Regions from separate parts of the Homo sapiens genome. Here regions 2 and 3 are each linked to region 1. The links are chromatin contacts, found by Hi-C or POLR2A ChIA-PET in ENCODE. All regions are on one chromosome and are shown on one strand. Each heading gives the region's core, a stretch centred on a gene start or an enhancer-like site at or near the end of the contact. The rest is flanking DNA. Distances are from core to core; before and after follow the strand shown. Region 1 overlaps LOC124900191 (a long non-coding RNA gene). Region 2 overlaps ARSB (arylsulfatase B). Region 3 overlaps LHFPL2 (LHFPL tetraspan subfamily member 2).

What was found. A loop is a pair of places that touch in the nucleus more often than their neighbours do. ChIA-PET counts read pairs that join two places held with the same protein, here RNA polymerase II (POLR2A). Pooled maps may share reads with other maps.
Region 2: a map of GM12878 shows a loop between it and region 1 (2.9-fold over the local background). The contact joins two enhancer-like sites. A Hi-C loop is called at or near these places in 3 of 168 maps with a recorded cell type or tissue (B cell and GM12878), 28 of 37 single-sample maps with no recorded cell type and 8 of 50 pooled maps.
Region 3: a loop to region 1 is called in a pooled map, with 2.4 times the contacts of the local background. The contact joins two enhancer-like sites. A Hi-C loop is called at or near these places in 8 of 37 single-sample maps with no recorded cell type and 3 of 50 pooled maps. POLR2A ChIA-PET finds 5 or more read pairs at or near these places in 1 of 52 experiments (OCI-LY7).

The regions. Positions count from the first base shown.
Region 1 is chr5:78,756,275-78,760,813 of GRCh38, forward strand. All of the region lies in intron 3 of LOC124900191 (a long non-coding RNA gene), which reads right to left. Among named protein-coding and RNA genes, the nearest start is that of LHFPL2, 110 kb to the left of the region's middle. RefSeq lists enhancers at 774-833, 1,404-1,453, 4,140-4,269. Within about 2 kb of position 2,002, at least 4 of the 41 ENCODE cell types and tissues checked have a DNase peak (open chromatin) inside an H3K27ac peak, as active enhancers do.
Region 2 is chr5:78,887,382-78,892,122 of GRCh38, forward strand. The region is part of intron 4 of ARSB (arylsulfatase B); the gene reads right to left. Among named protein-coding and RNA genes, the nearest start is that of ARSB, 96 kb to the right of the region's middle. RefSeq lists an enhancer at 180-229. Within about 2 kb of position 1,595, at least 6 of the 41 ENCODE cell types and tissues checked have a DNase peak (open chromatin) inside an H3K27ac peak, as active enhancers do.
Region 3 is chr5:78,566,850-78,571,129 of GRCh38, forward strand. All of the region lies in intron 2 of LHFPL2 (LHFPL tetraspan subfamily member 2), which reads right to left. Among named protein-coding and RNA genes, the nearest start is that of LHFPL2, 80 kb to the right of the region's middle. Within about 2 kb of position 1,567, at least 9 of the 41 ENCODE cell types and tissues checked have a DNase peak (open chromatin) inside an H3K27ac peak, as active enhancers do.

The DNA.
Region 1 (4,539 bases), core at 752-3,251:
CTAAAGATGAGCTGAGATCCTTCCTGAAACTCAGAAGTTCTTCCTTCTGGAGACAGGTTCAAGATTCCTGCTGAAAAAGGAAGCCTGTTCTCTCATGTGCCCTTCATTTTCTCTAAATTGAATTTCTCCAGGTCATTCCATCCTTTCTCATTTGGCACTTATCACGTTCTGTCTTGAACTGTTAATTAACATTTCATCAGCTGGGTGTCTCCTTAATGAGGTTTCCTGCAGTCAAGGACCACAGCTAAGGCTTCTCTATGTATGGCAGCCTGAAGGCACTGCCCACCTTGAAGGTGCTCAATGAATGTACTGATTGATTTAGGTGGAAAAAGAATATTACATGGGTTAGATATAAATGTAATAGATCTTCGAGTCCAAACAATGAGTTTTGCCCTTTAAACATAGTTTGGACCATATATTATGTGTAGGGATGTATGTGCATCTCTTAGTCTATATTCTGTAGAGGAAACAGCCATAGAATATAACACCTAATGAAGAGCCTTGCTTATTAAAGTTATAAATAAAAACAGTGTTCTACCAGCTCTATGTTGTCAAGGCAGGGCTGCCTGAGCCACCATGCTGTATACTTTGAATTATTTGCATCATAATTTTGGGGAAGAAAATCCTGCTGTCCAAGAACCTCTGAAATATAAGGCAAGTCTTAACACTTCTCCCAGGGATGAACTGCATTTGAAATCATATTTCAATCCAAGGTACACCCAGAGCTTTGTTGTGAGAGAGTTCTTCCAGTCCCTAGACCTATCTTCCAAACAGTGTCTCACTGTTTCCTGTAAAGGGCAGTGGTTTCTACTGGGCTGAATACATGAAGAAAGCCCAGTTCCATCCAAGTCTTCTCCACTCACGTTCTTGCCCATTCATTCACAGGAAACCCAAGTTGAAATGGCTATAAGTAAACTTTCTTTGATACCATAAATGCCTGCACTTGGGACAGGCAAGGACTCTGCCCACTCGGCGATTTACATCTTTTCAGGTTGTGTTTACAGAAAGGAACATCTCCAAGCTAATTTTTACCAGAGCTTCTCTTCTCTGCCTCCCATGAGACCAAGTGTTTGCCAGAAGCCGAGTCATCACTCTGACAACATGACGGTGCCCCTACCCTGCATGTGTTTCTTTTCTTCCAAAACCAATAGAAAAAAACCCCAAAACCTATGTTCACATGTGGTTTTCATGAAAGGAAAGAGTTGTTGACACCATCCAGATGGGGACTGGGAGGCGCTGGTTTCCAGCCTGAAGCTGGGTAGGGCTCTGGGTGAGCGGGATTAGGAGACTCTGATATACTTGGGATGACTCATATCCACTGGGGGCTTAGGAGATGTAAAATAAGCCTGTGCTAGATTTTGCTGTGAAACTCATGATACAAAGGCACATCTCCAACACACCATGGCATTCAGAAGGGCTTCTTTAAGGAGACATCTTCAGAAGGAAAAAGAGCAAATTAGAACTTCAGTGTTTTTGGAGAAGACTCCCGGCTACCTCACCTGTTGCATAAGGCCTTGTGGCCAGCCCGGGAGTTATAGACGATGAGAGTTACTGGTTGTTTTCTAGAGAGGCACAGTCTAGTCTTGTGGAGGGGCTGAGAGGTGCTCTCTGAAACAGCCAGACCAAGAAGGCTGGGGATGTGTGTCCATCATGCTGGGGGTGAATTAGCACCAAGGATCAAGACTGAAGAAGTCCAATTCTGTGTTCAGTACACTTCACATGGAGCCTGGGATAAGGTGAAATAACCTGCTGGGTTGGCCCTTGAGATGGATGGAAAGTGAAAGAAGGGATAGGAGGTAATCAGGAGTGTCCAGGACAATTGTCCTGGACAATTTCCTCGATCGGAAATGGTACCCGTGCTTTTATTTTATTCGTTGCTCAGTGCATAATGAATCTGTTTGGTTGAAATGAAAGGATAGCATCTAGGAAAACAGCTGCCTTCAAAACAAAAGTGATTTTGCTTTCTGGAGCTGCCCTATCAGCAAAGGCAGTTTCACCTTCACCTTGGGGTCAAAAAGATTTGCCTCTTGAATGCATGAGTCAAACCTAAACTGTGTCGGATTTTTTAAACCTATGACCTTTAACCACATTGTTGATTCACAATGTCAAAAAGCTTCATTCTTCTTTTGGACTGGAAAGTTTAAACATACTTAGCACAAAGTTGAATCCTGGGTCCACATTTTTAAAAAAATTACCTTTCTAGTTCAGCTAGAAGAACCTCATTTTAACAGAGCACTGTTTGAAAGACTGCATAAATTATGACCAACAATAACAAACCTTTTTAAACAAACACATTAGAATGTATAACCAAAATACATGTGAGTTTTAGTCACATGATGCTATTATTACTCAAATTATTTTCAAAGTTCCTCTTTCAGAGTGGCCTTGAAGACAACTTGAACAGAAGCAGAAAAATGTCACCTGACTTGATAGTCACAGGTTTGCTTCCTTGATCTCATCCAATTTTCTGCCTTTCACATTCTTTTTGCAACTTTAACCTTGCCCTTCTCCCCTCTTTCACTTCATGAACTAATAACCATGGGACTCCCCCGCCCAACCCTTTAAATATATTGTAATGATGCTACCTGGGAATGGAAAAGTCCAGGAGAAAGACTATGGGGCCAACAACAGCTGGGAATCAGAGAGCCCCATGGTGTATGGGGCGTAACACCCAATATTCCTTTGGGTATTAAGTGCATATAAGAAACATAAGAGGAGGCTGGGCGTGGTGACTCATGCCTCTAATCTCAGCACTTTGGTAGGCCGAGGCGGGTGGATCATGAGGTCAAGAGATCGAGACCATCCTGGCCAACATAGTGAAACCCTGTCTCTACCAAAAATACAAAAATTAGCTGGGTGTGGTGGCACGAGCCTGTAGTCTCAGCTACTTGGGAGGCTGAGGCAGGAGAATTGCTTGAATCCAGGGGGCAGAGATTGCAGTGAGCCAAGATCGTGCCACTGCACTCCAGCCTGGGAGACAGAGTGAGACTCCGTCTCAAAATAAATAAATAAATAAATAAATAAATAAATAAATAAATAAATAAATAAATGAATGTAAGAGGATAACTGATCAAGTGTTCTCTACACAAATCACCACCAGTTGAACCCCCATTAAGGCAGGTAATAGTCCTTGGCTATAGACAAGAGTTGGTACCATGCGCCTAATGTAGGTCTGGATTTGGTTAACATCCTTTTGTGCAACAGGTCAGAGAAGGACTGATAACCAGAACACTGGCAGGCTGTGCTGGAACTGCTTGTTGCTGGATGGCAGGGACATTTGAGGCACAGAGATAAGAAGGGAAAGAACCAACTGTTGCGCGGATTCCCTCAATGGCAGCAGCTGTGTCTTAGTCTGTTTGTGCTGCTAGAACAACATACCTGAGACTGGGTAATTTATAAAGAACAGAAATGTATTTTCACAGTTTTGGAGGTTGAATGTTCAAAATCTAGATGCCAGCAGGTTCGGTGTCTGGTGAGGCCCAGTCTCTGCTTCCAAGACATTGACTTGTCGCTTTGTCCTTTGAAGGAAACGCACTCTGTGTCCTCACATGGCAAATAAATGGAAGGGCGAAAAGGGCCAAGCTAGTTCCCTCCAGCATTTGAATAATGCGCTAGTCTCATTTACGCGGGCAGAGCCCTCCTCCTGGCTCATCACGTCCTAAATGTCCCTCTCTTAATACTGTTGCATTGGGGATTAAGCTTCAACATGAATTTTAGGGGAAGAAAAACACTGAATGCATAGCAAGCTGTAAGAGAGACTTATGAGTTGTCTTGGGCCAATGTCTGGGAAAGGATTAGTTTGAGGGAGTTCCAGTATTGTAGAGCTACAGGAGGAAAAAGTGCCAGGTCAGGGTAGCTGAGAACAATGGAGAAATTGGGGGATAACCTAGATTTGGAACTGGAAGACCCACTTGGATTGTTGTGAGGATTAAATGAGATCTTTATACAAATAATTTGAAGCCACAAAATTGTTTTTTGTTGATGCGTCATTCACCATTTTCCTCATTCACGAGGAAGGCAACAAGCATTAATTTTTCTGGCCCTCCATTAAGAACCTGTCTACATCCTCACCTAGCTCCTGAGCGCCTTGCTTTTTCCATAGCTTAGTGAAAGCCTGCTCCTGTCCTCACCCTAGGCTAATTCCCCCACCTGTGCAACACCTGTGCTCTTCTAGGGCCATCCCTTCCTACTTTGTGAGTTCTTGTTCCGTCAGTTATGCCTCATTTGTTCACATTCTCAGCCTCTCCTTTCCTCTTCCTCATTATCATTCAAACATGCTCTACTATCACCCAACTTAAAAAAAGAGCAACTTCCTCCTTTATGGCACTATGTCCCTATAGGTACTTCCTTTTCTGCATTCAATTTCCTCTTCACAGTCAGCCTTCTGGAAAGGGCGGTCTCTACTCACTACCTGAAATTGCTTAGTCCCTTCCTACTTGAGCTCACTTCAGCTTGGCTCCTGAATCCATCGCTGCACTGGAACTGGTTTTGTCAAAGTGACCAGTGACCACCCCTCACCAAATCCAATGGGCACTTTTT
Region 2 (4,741 bases), core at 345-2,844, 130 kb after region 1:
GACAGCATTGATCTATTCATGAGGAACCCGCCCCCATGACCCAAACACTTCCTACTGGGCCCCACCTCCCAAGATGCAGTGGCAATTAGACTTCCACATGAGCTTTGGTGGAAACAAACCACATCCAAACCATAGCACTACTTCATGTATTATGATGGAAATGAAGTGACATTGCTTATGATCTTTTCTTGGCAGGGTACCTGACACAACCTAAGTGCTCAATACATGGTAGTAACTGCTGTTGTTCTTAAAATTTACAACAACCCAAATAGTTTAGTATTATAACCATTTTGTCACGTTTTTTAAAAGGAAGTTTGAAAAAGCCAAACAGTGAATAGATGGCAATGCTAGGATTCCAACAAGGTCTGTGTGACACCCCAGGCCTCTGCCCCTAGAGCACCACACTCCTGCTATCCCTAGTATAGAGTGGGCTCACACATGTAGGCCACATAAACTTTCACTTCCTGATGAAAACCACAAGTACGGTCAACCTCAGCAAAGTGTACACTCTTCCTATGAGTGTACATAGGAAGTTATTTCAAGGTAATGGTAATTCCTTTTAGAGAAGGCTTAGCTGCTGTTGGGGAAGAAATTCAAGGCTCTACTGCCAAGGAAACTTTTGGTGGCGCCCTTAACACACCAGTTCTCAGTTCTTTTCTGTGCTTCTCGAAAGGGAGTAGAGAAGAGTCTTGAGTTAGATCAGGTGAGGAAACAATTCTTCAACACATGGGTCGGTGACAGACAATCTCATCATTTGACATCACAGACTTACAAGAATCTTTCTTCAAACCTCCCCACATCACTTCTTGACAAAAACTCAAGGCCCAAACATTCACTCAGGCCAGTTGTTGAAATACACATTCCATTTCATATTGAAGCTGAGCAGACCCGTATATTCAAAACAACAAAAGGTCACCATCAGTAGAAAGAAGAAATTCCTCCATGTTCATGATACTGCACAGAGTAGCAATCACTCATAACCAATGTATCGAAACTTAGAAGAAGGTGCTATTCATGTGATACAAAAATACACTGGAAAGAAATACCTACACTCTTCCCGTGATATCAAGAAAGGCTGAGACAGAACGATTATTTCACTCTGTTGTCTGGATTGCTGTAAGTGATGCTGGCTCAATACTTTAGAAGAAGCCTGTTGTCTCTGTTTTAAATAGATACACTTCTCTGAGGTATTATGTAGTGTCCTTCAGTTGCACATATTTGTTAGTGCTCAACGGAAAGTATTGGATGAAGATGGTGGTGGAAATAAGAGTGGAGATGATGGGGACAAGGGTGGCTGGATCTGGAATCTGATTCTAGGAGCAGCTCTTCAGTTATGACTCAGATAGGAAAATTCTCCGGGTTGTACAGAGAATTTGGCCACTTTTGCTACTGTAGGAAAGGGAAGGTGTTTCCACATATCATTAGGGGAGGCCACGGATGTAGTAAGTGTGACTGTTTTTGCAATTAGTTCTCTGTGATGTTTTGCCATTAGCAATAAGCGATTCTATCAACAGTTATTCTTTTTAAGAGCACTCCAAAGAGAAAGCACTGTCAATGGACACATGTGCAACTTCTCCAAGGCTCTCCTGGCATAGCGCCAACTGCAGATGTGGCCTCAGCAGAAGGGCAGTTCAGCTTCGCCTGTCCTTGTACCCCCACAGATGGCACCTGGCCGATGGTTGCCACTTATCAGCAATGGGGCAGAATCCACTGAGTTAGGACATTAGTTGGTTAACTATATGAGAAATAGGGTGCGGTCCATAAGTTCTAGTTCAGTCTCCTGGGTATTTCAAAGAATTCAACATAAAACTGGTAGGAGTAGCAACAAGAATAAAATAAGCTCTTTTGCAACAAGGTGGAAAAGGGAGTTTCCTATATTGCTCACTGAAGTTTGACATAAATTAGAATTTAAAAAGACAATGGAACCATCAGCATTTCAAAGACGTTTCTTCTCATTTTCCCTTCTAGTTTTATTTTTCGGCAAAAGTTAATTTCTTTCTTGTTAAGAATTCATATTCAAGAGAAATTTTTGTTTCATTTCCTGACTGACATATGAAAAAAATTCCAAATCAAAATAAGATGACGCCAGCTCCTAAAAGAAGCAAAGAAACGTTTTTTCAGGGAGATGGTTTTGCAGCAATGTTTTGGCACAGGGAAAATCTAATTATAAGGCCTTTACTGTCTAGAAAAGAAATGTCAAAGTAAGACAAACATTATCATATACAGACCGTAAATCTCACTTTATTATTCACTATTGAACAAAAATAACTGTCAAAAAGTCATGGAAAAATATTGGTTTGCCAAAGATCTAAGCAAAAACATTAAGTATATGACAATGAAGCCTCATCCATATCCAGCTGATAAAAATCAAAATGAAACCATGACAACAGCATTAATTTTTAGAACTACTCCCCAAACAATTTAATGTGTGGCTTGGCCGTGGAGGGCTGCCCTGAAACATCATCTCTACCCCAACATCCCTGTGCATGCTTCAGCTGGGGCTTACCCTAGTCATCCTTCCCAACCTGACTCAAAGATCACAAAAGGAAAAGCAAGGAAGGCTCTAGCAGCCTCATACCAAGCCTGGACATCTCTTTGAACACGGCCCTGATGCAAGGGTGACTAACAGATGAGTAGGCAACATCGTTTCAAAAATGGAGAAGCCTCTTTGTCCCAGAAAAGTATCTGCTTGTTGATGGTTGATTCTTTGGATTTTTTTTTAAATTACTGAGAGGCAAACTGGAGTGCTAATATATGTCTTAGTACACATCTAAAGGATTCGGTAAATTCAATCTTCTCCTGCTAAAAGATTTTGGAGACATTATCTACCTAGATATTCAAATTACATTCTGATATTCTCAAATCTTATCTTTTTTTTTTTTTTTTTGAGACAAAGTCTCACTCCTCCAACCAGGATGGAGTGCAGTGGCAGGATCACAGCTCACTGCAGCCTCGATCTCCTGGGCTCAATCAATCCTCCCACTTCAGCCTCCCAAGTAGCTGGGACTACAAGTGTGTGCCACCACGCTTGGCTACTCTTTCCCTGTTGCACTACATTGAATCATTTCTGACAGAATGTGCATTTGATTCTGCCAAGTCTACCTTTAAAACAGCTTTCCAATCATCCCCCCTTCTGCAGCCCATTGCTTTAGGTCAGGCACTCCTCTGTCTGGGCTCCTGGGCTAATTTATATACCGCTTCAAGTTCCCACCAGAGGTGTTTGTAAAACCCAAAATCAATCAGGCCACATGCATGTTTAAAGACCTGATTGCTTTCCAATCAGGGAAAAAGTTCCAACTTCAGGCCCACATATAGAATCCTTCATATCTGCCCCCAACCTCCTTTTTGGGTATCAACTCCTGTCCTCCCCCATAAAAAGTGCCCTGAGCTTCAGTCACGTAGAACTAACTTCTCCCTGTTGTTAGAATATGTCATGCCCTTTCATGCTAATTTTGCCTTTGCACATGTTGGCTCCCTTGCCTAAAGTGCCACGGGTTAAAGATCATATCTTCTGTGAACCTGCCACTTAGTGCCCTAGATGGTCTTCATCTCTGCTCTGTATTTCTGCTACATTTTATGTGCACATTTTCTACTATACTTAGCTCTGTCTATTGTTAATCAGTTGTTCATGGCTTTGTCTTCCCCATGAACTCTGCTTCTCAAGAGCAAAAAGTTTCTTAATGTTTTTATTTCCAAGACCTAGCACAGGACCTACCACACAGAAGGGCTCAATGATTTGGAGGAACAAATAATTAGGGAAAAGGCCACTCACCGAAAATAGAGGTTAAAGGCACTAAACATTAACTTAGGTCACTGCATTGTTTTTTCTAAGCCTTTGTCCAGCTACTCTGTGACCTTGACTTTTCATTGGCTATTCTACATACTGCTGCTTAAACTATAGGAGCTGGCAAGGGGTGCTCTTGGACCCCAGTGAGAATTTAAGTAAATCAAACCCTCAAATATCAGAATTGTTTGTCTAATCTGGTCCCTGGTCAGTTATGTTGGAGTCTAAGAGGGTTGATTGGGAGCATTTCAAGAAGCATCAGTCTTGGCCTGGAAGAAAGAACTCACTTATTCCTTTAACACATCTTTCTTGAGTGCTGCCATGTTCCAGGGACCACTCCAGATCTGGAAAAAGGGCAGCAAACAGGATGGACAAGGTCCTGTCCCTCACGGAGTGAGTGAGAAAAAGAGATAAGATCTCTCCATTCATGGGAGGCAATGACTGGGCTTTGTGGAGGAGCTGAAACCATAAGGACAGGACAGAGCCAGCCAAGTGACCACCAGAGAGATGAGAGCCCAGGCACAGGGAGCAGGAGGCCTTATGCAATCGCACATTAGAGACTAGGGTGTCTGTGTCAAGGCTGCTTCTTAATTAAAGACTAGTTATACTATTAGGTATACTCTGCTGCCAGAAGTTAAGGAAAACTTGAGCTAAATGATGACTAGGTATAAACAAAAAGGTATAGGTCTAGGTGTTTTATGACCATCATCACTTTCCCCTATCACCCCTACTGCCCCATGTCTAATTTCACTGAAATGCAGGGAACTGAGAGGAGCTAAGCACTGTGGGTTTGGGCAAGTACTCAATCTCTGAGCCTAAGTTTCCTTATTTGAGAAATGAGGATAACAAAATACCCACCTTAATATTGTGCCTGGCATAGAAGCAGTGCTAAATAATATTAGCTATTTTTATGTATGCTAGTCATCAGCACCAGCAAAGTACACAGAACAGAATAGG
Region 3 (4,280 bases), core at 317-2,816, 190 kb before region 1:
AGTCATGATCAGTATTTTTATCTGGAAATGGCTTCTGCGAAATATGCCACTAGGATTATTATGAATGGGTCTGTTATAAATGGAGTTCTTGATCAACATTTCCTTATTTCTAAAAGCTAAATGAGTCACAACAAAATGAGTCACTTCAACCTTGGTACTGTTCAAAATTCAAAGATAACATTTTTTAAAATCTCCTTTTTTTACATATAAACCAAGCAAAGCTCTGGACAGTTAAGACAGTCAAGACCCTAACAGTAACGGAAAAGGCAGAATTGTATCCCAGTTCCCACCTAAAGCTTTCCAAATTCACACTGACAGTAAAAAGCATTTTCTAGAATCAATTAATTTGACCCAAAGCTTTGAAAATAACAGTCATTTAGGAATAGGTTCTTAGTATCATGATTAAGCTTTTCTGACAAAGAAGTAATATCTTGTGAAACCACCAGAGTAGTCAGGAAGATAAAAACATGCCAGTTCTGTTCTGGGTTTGGTTAGTTTACAGGGTGTGATTTTCATTTTTTTTTTAAATATGCTATTTCGAAAATACAGTATACTAAAAATATACTAAGTCACAGAACCTTCAAACATTCACCTAAAAAGTTAATATATCAGGACTGTCAGGCATTGTTCTATGTATTAGAACAGTGTCTTTATTTCTAGTTTTCATCTTGGCATCTGTTTTTTAGAAACATTGGTCTGTTACTACTTAAAGTTTATGAAGTAATAAGAGACTAATGTTTCTGAAAAACAATTTTTGTGAATTAACTCATTTGCTTTCACAAAACCCCTGAGGTAGCTACCAGTATTATCCCATTTTAAGGATGAGGAAGCAGGCAAAAAGAAACTTAACCTTACCAAAAGTTACATGGCTTGCAAGAAGTGGTGTTAATATTCAAATCCGTATACATGATCACATTTTATCCTAACAACTATATAATGCAAGCAGGAGAGAAAATTTTGGCCGCATTTTAACTATGAGGGAAACAAATTCCTGAGGAATAAGGGCTGGCTTCCTCAAAGGCACACAGCTAGTCAGTAACAGGGGTCAAGAACTGCTAGGGGCACCTACTGCTAAGGCTGTACTGCTTTTTCATTTGTTCATTTTTGTCTTGGATACTATAATCAACGTGTAAAACTCAGTGTAAAGAGTGTGTTTCCTCTAATCACTGAGAAGACACTTCAGGATCCTCTCATGGGATGTGCTGATGACAAGAACATCAATTAGAGCACATACAATGGTATTCTCACGCTGCCAGGTCACCTTTTTTCCATTTTCCTAAATGCAAATATGGGTTTTTATTCACTTACTGGTTGTTAAACACATGGGTTCATGTAAATATTGGTCTTTATCTGTATATATGTATATTATTAATCTGCTTGGCCACTTACAGTGCAATCAAAGTAGGCACTGTTTATTCCAACAAACATTGTAAATAAAATTAAAACTACCGTGTTTTTGCACATTAAGGAGTTAAAAAGTCTTCGCTTCCCATTCATCTCCATTTGGGCTGCATGCCCTTCTGTTACACTTCCGGATGTCAGGAGAAACAATAGCTGCCTTTAGTGCCACACAGAGAACACGGCCCCCACGTGATGGGCACCAGCACTTATTTATTGAATTGAATTGCCAAAAACAGGAAGCAGAGTTGTAAGACCCCTTTTATCAGTTACAGATTGCTAAGACTTGAAGTGCACTGATTTGAATTGTTTCATGTTACTCTGTAAAACTAGAACCAAGGAGTGAAAATTACCTTGGAAATGACAGGGGTGAATTTCAGCTGAATGAAGAAAGAACTGTGTAATAAACAGAGTTGACCCGAGGTGGTCCAGGTTGCCTCTGGGGTGGGTTAAGAAACAGTAAGTCAGGATCACAGAGGCCACAGAGGGGGAAAGTCTCAGCAACTGTCCTCTCACAATCCTTCCCTGAGACCTGAGGTCTATGCCCATCCACAGCAAGAATGGGAGCTTCATGGCAGAGCACTGTGTATCACAGGACACTCTGCAATTCATTTTCTCATTTTATAGGCACTATTACTAAAAGGGGGCCGGAGTGTGGGTGGGGAGAGACATCTTTACTATCCCCATTTTATAAACCAAGAATTTGAGCCACTTAAGCTAAATCACACCATTAGTAAATGACAGAATACGGCCTTCAATCTAGGACTTCTGACCCCCCAGGCAGGCCAGTGTATTTCCAGCTAGGCAATACTGCAACAACCAACGTAAGATGCCTGCAACCATCATTCTTATTAAGTATTATCTCCTCATATTAAGAACAGGGGCAAGGATGGGCCCCAAAGACTTGAAGCACCGAGGCAAATACCAAAGCAAGATTAGCTAAAACAAAAATACAGTAAGAGCTCTGCTACTTTCACAAAACCATCCCTTCTACCTGACTAGGAAGAGCTCATTATATTTTCAGTAGACACACTCTCTAAGGCTTTATTTACATGAGTCAACTAAAGGAATAATTGTCCAAATCCTACTTTACTGTGCTCTACTGATACAACAAATGCTCGAGGAAGTCTGTCCACATTTTAAGGGGAGTCTGTGGCCACATACTATGCACAAAGAGCACTCCCCATTTCTGCAGCCAAAGCATTAATCGTTGCTCCAGAACTAGGCTGGTGTAACTTTTTTTTTAAAGTCTGAAATGCATTCTCTGACAACAGGTCCAGGACTACCTCACAATTGTGTCTGACAACAGGAGTTTAACAGAACTGGGTCAGCCATTGAAGGATTGCTGAACCTTGCAAGATTTTCAAGGAAAGACATGAGAGTGTCGAGTTTCATGAACCGTCTACCAAGCACAGAAAGTGGCAGCTTGCCAAAGGCTGGACTGTGTTAAACGCATGTGAGACGCTGGGAACCTGAACCCCAACAACGCCGGCCCTGCCACTCAACCACAGTGGTGAAAGACTGAGGTTCAAGTTTCCAAAGACCTCGCGGACTCTAAGCCAAACGTTGCTAATCAGGAAAAATTCCTTCTCTTAAGGAAGGAGAAACTCCTTGATTCAAACATTATCCCATCAACGTAAAGCTGTTAGAGAGTATGTTTTTAAATATCTAGGTACAACAGAATAGCCTATAACGTGCCAGCCACAAGTCATATTCAATTATACTGCTTTTTAACATGCCAGGTGTGCATATCAAAACACTGCTATTGTTATTCCCACACTGCTGGGACCATGTTCATTCACATAATTCTTACCTCTTCCCCAATATTTAGTTATAAATCTATGGGACAACAAGGTCCTTGAGAACAAAACTAATTCTAGCTTACTCCTCTCAATATCTCTTGCACTCAACATAGGGCATGACATAGAGTAGACAATTCATAAATGTTTACTGAATAAACAAAAGGATCATTGCCCTATGAACATTCCCTACAGATAGTAGTTAGAAAAGTCAGGCTATGTAGAAGAAAGAAATACTGGGTTAACGAGAGTGGAGAAAATCATCAGGCAAACATGACAGCAGGAATTCCGGCATGAGAAGAAAGCGCAGGAGGCAAGGAGGAATCGCAGGCAGCAATGGAGCACAGAGTAGCAGTGATGCTGTCCAAGGCAGGGGGGATCCTCCAGTGGGTGTGTTTCCAAAACACCAGTGTCTGGACCCACCTCTGTGAACTCCTTCTATTGTAGGGTAGCCCTAGACTATGAGTGATGAAGGAGAGTGACAGGGGAGCAAATGTGTATAGGCAATTCTGAGAAACCCTCCTCCAGATGACAATTACTCAACTGTCTTGCTTTTAACCTTGAATATATATATACGTATATATATAGTATATATATATATACGTATATATATATATACGTATGATCATTTTGCAAGACAGAAACTACTGTGAATAGTGTTGAGCACGAGCAATGTGCAAACCTCATCAAATATCCTACTTGTTCCAGAATAGGTTATTTAAGATCCACAGACACAGGGCATTACAGGCAGACAGGTGAGTGCAGCACACTTGGGGAATAGGCCAGGCAAACAGGTGGCCGCAGTGAATAACTTGGGCTGTAAGTGCTGACAAGCGCTTTCTGTGCCTGACAGTTCTTAGTGGTCTGCATTCCAAATCTAGGCATAAGCTTTAAGTAATAACAGACCAATGTTTCTGAAAAGCAGATGCCAAGATTAAAACTAGAAGACAAGACACAGAGTAAGGGAGATGTAGGGAAGGAACACTCTCATGGAGGCATCTGGAAAGAGAAGGTGGAAAAGCCTCCGGTTCCTTCTCGCATCTTTCCTTTTCCAAAGGCAGCACTCAAAATCAGGTAAATGGA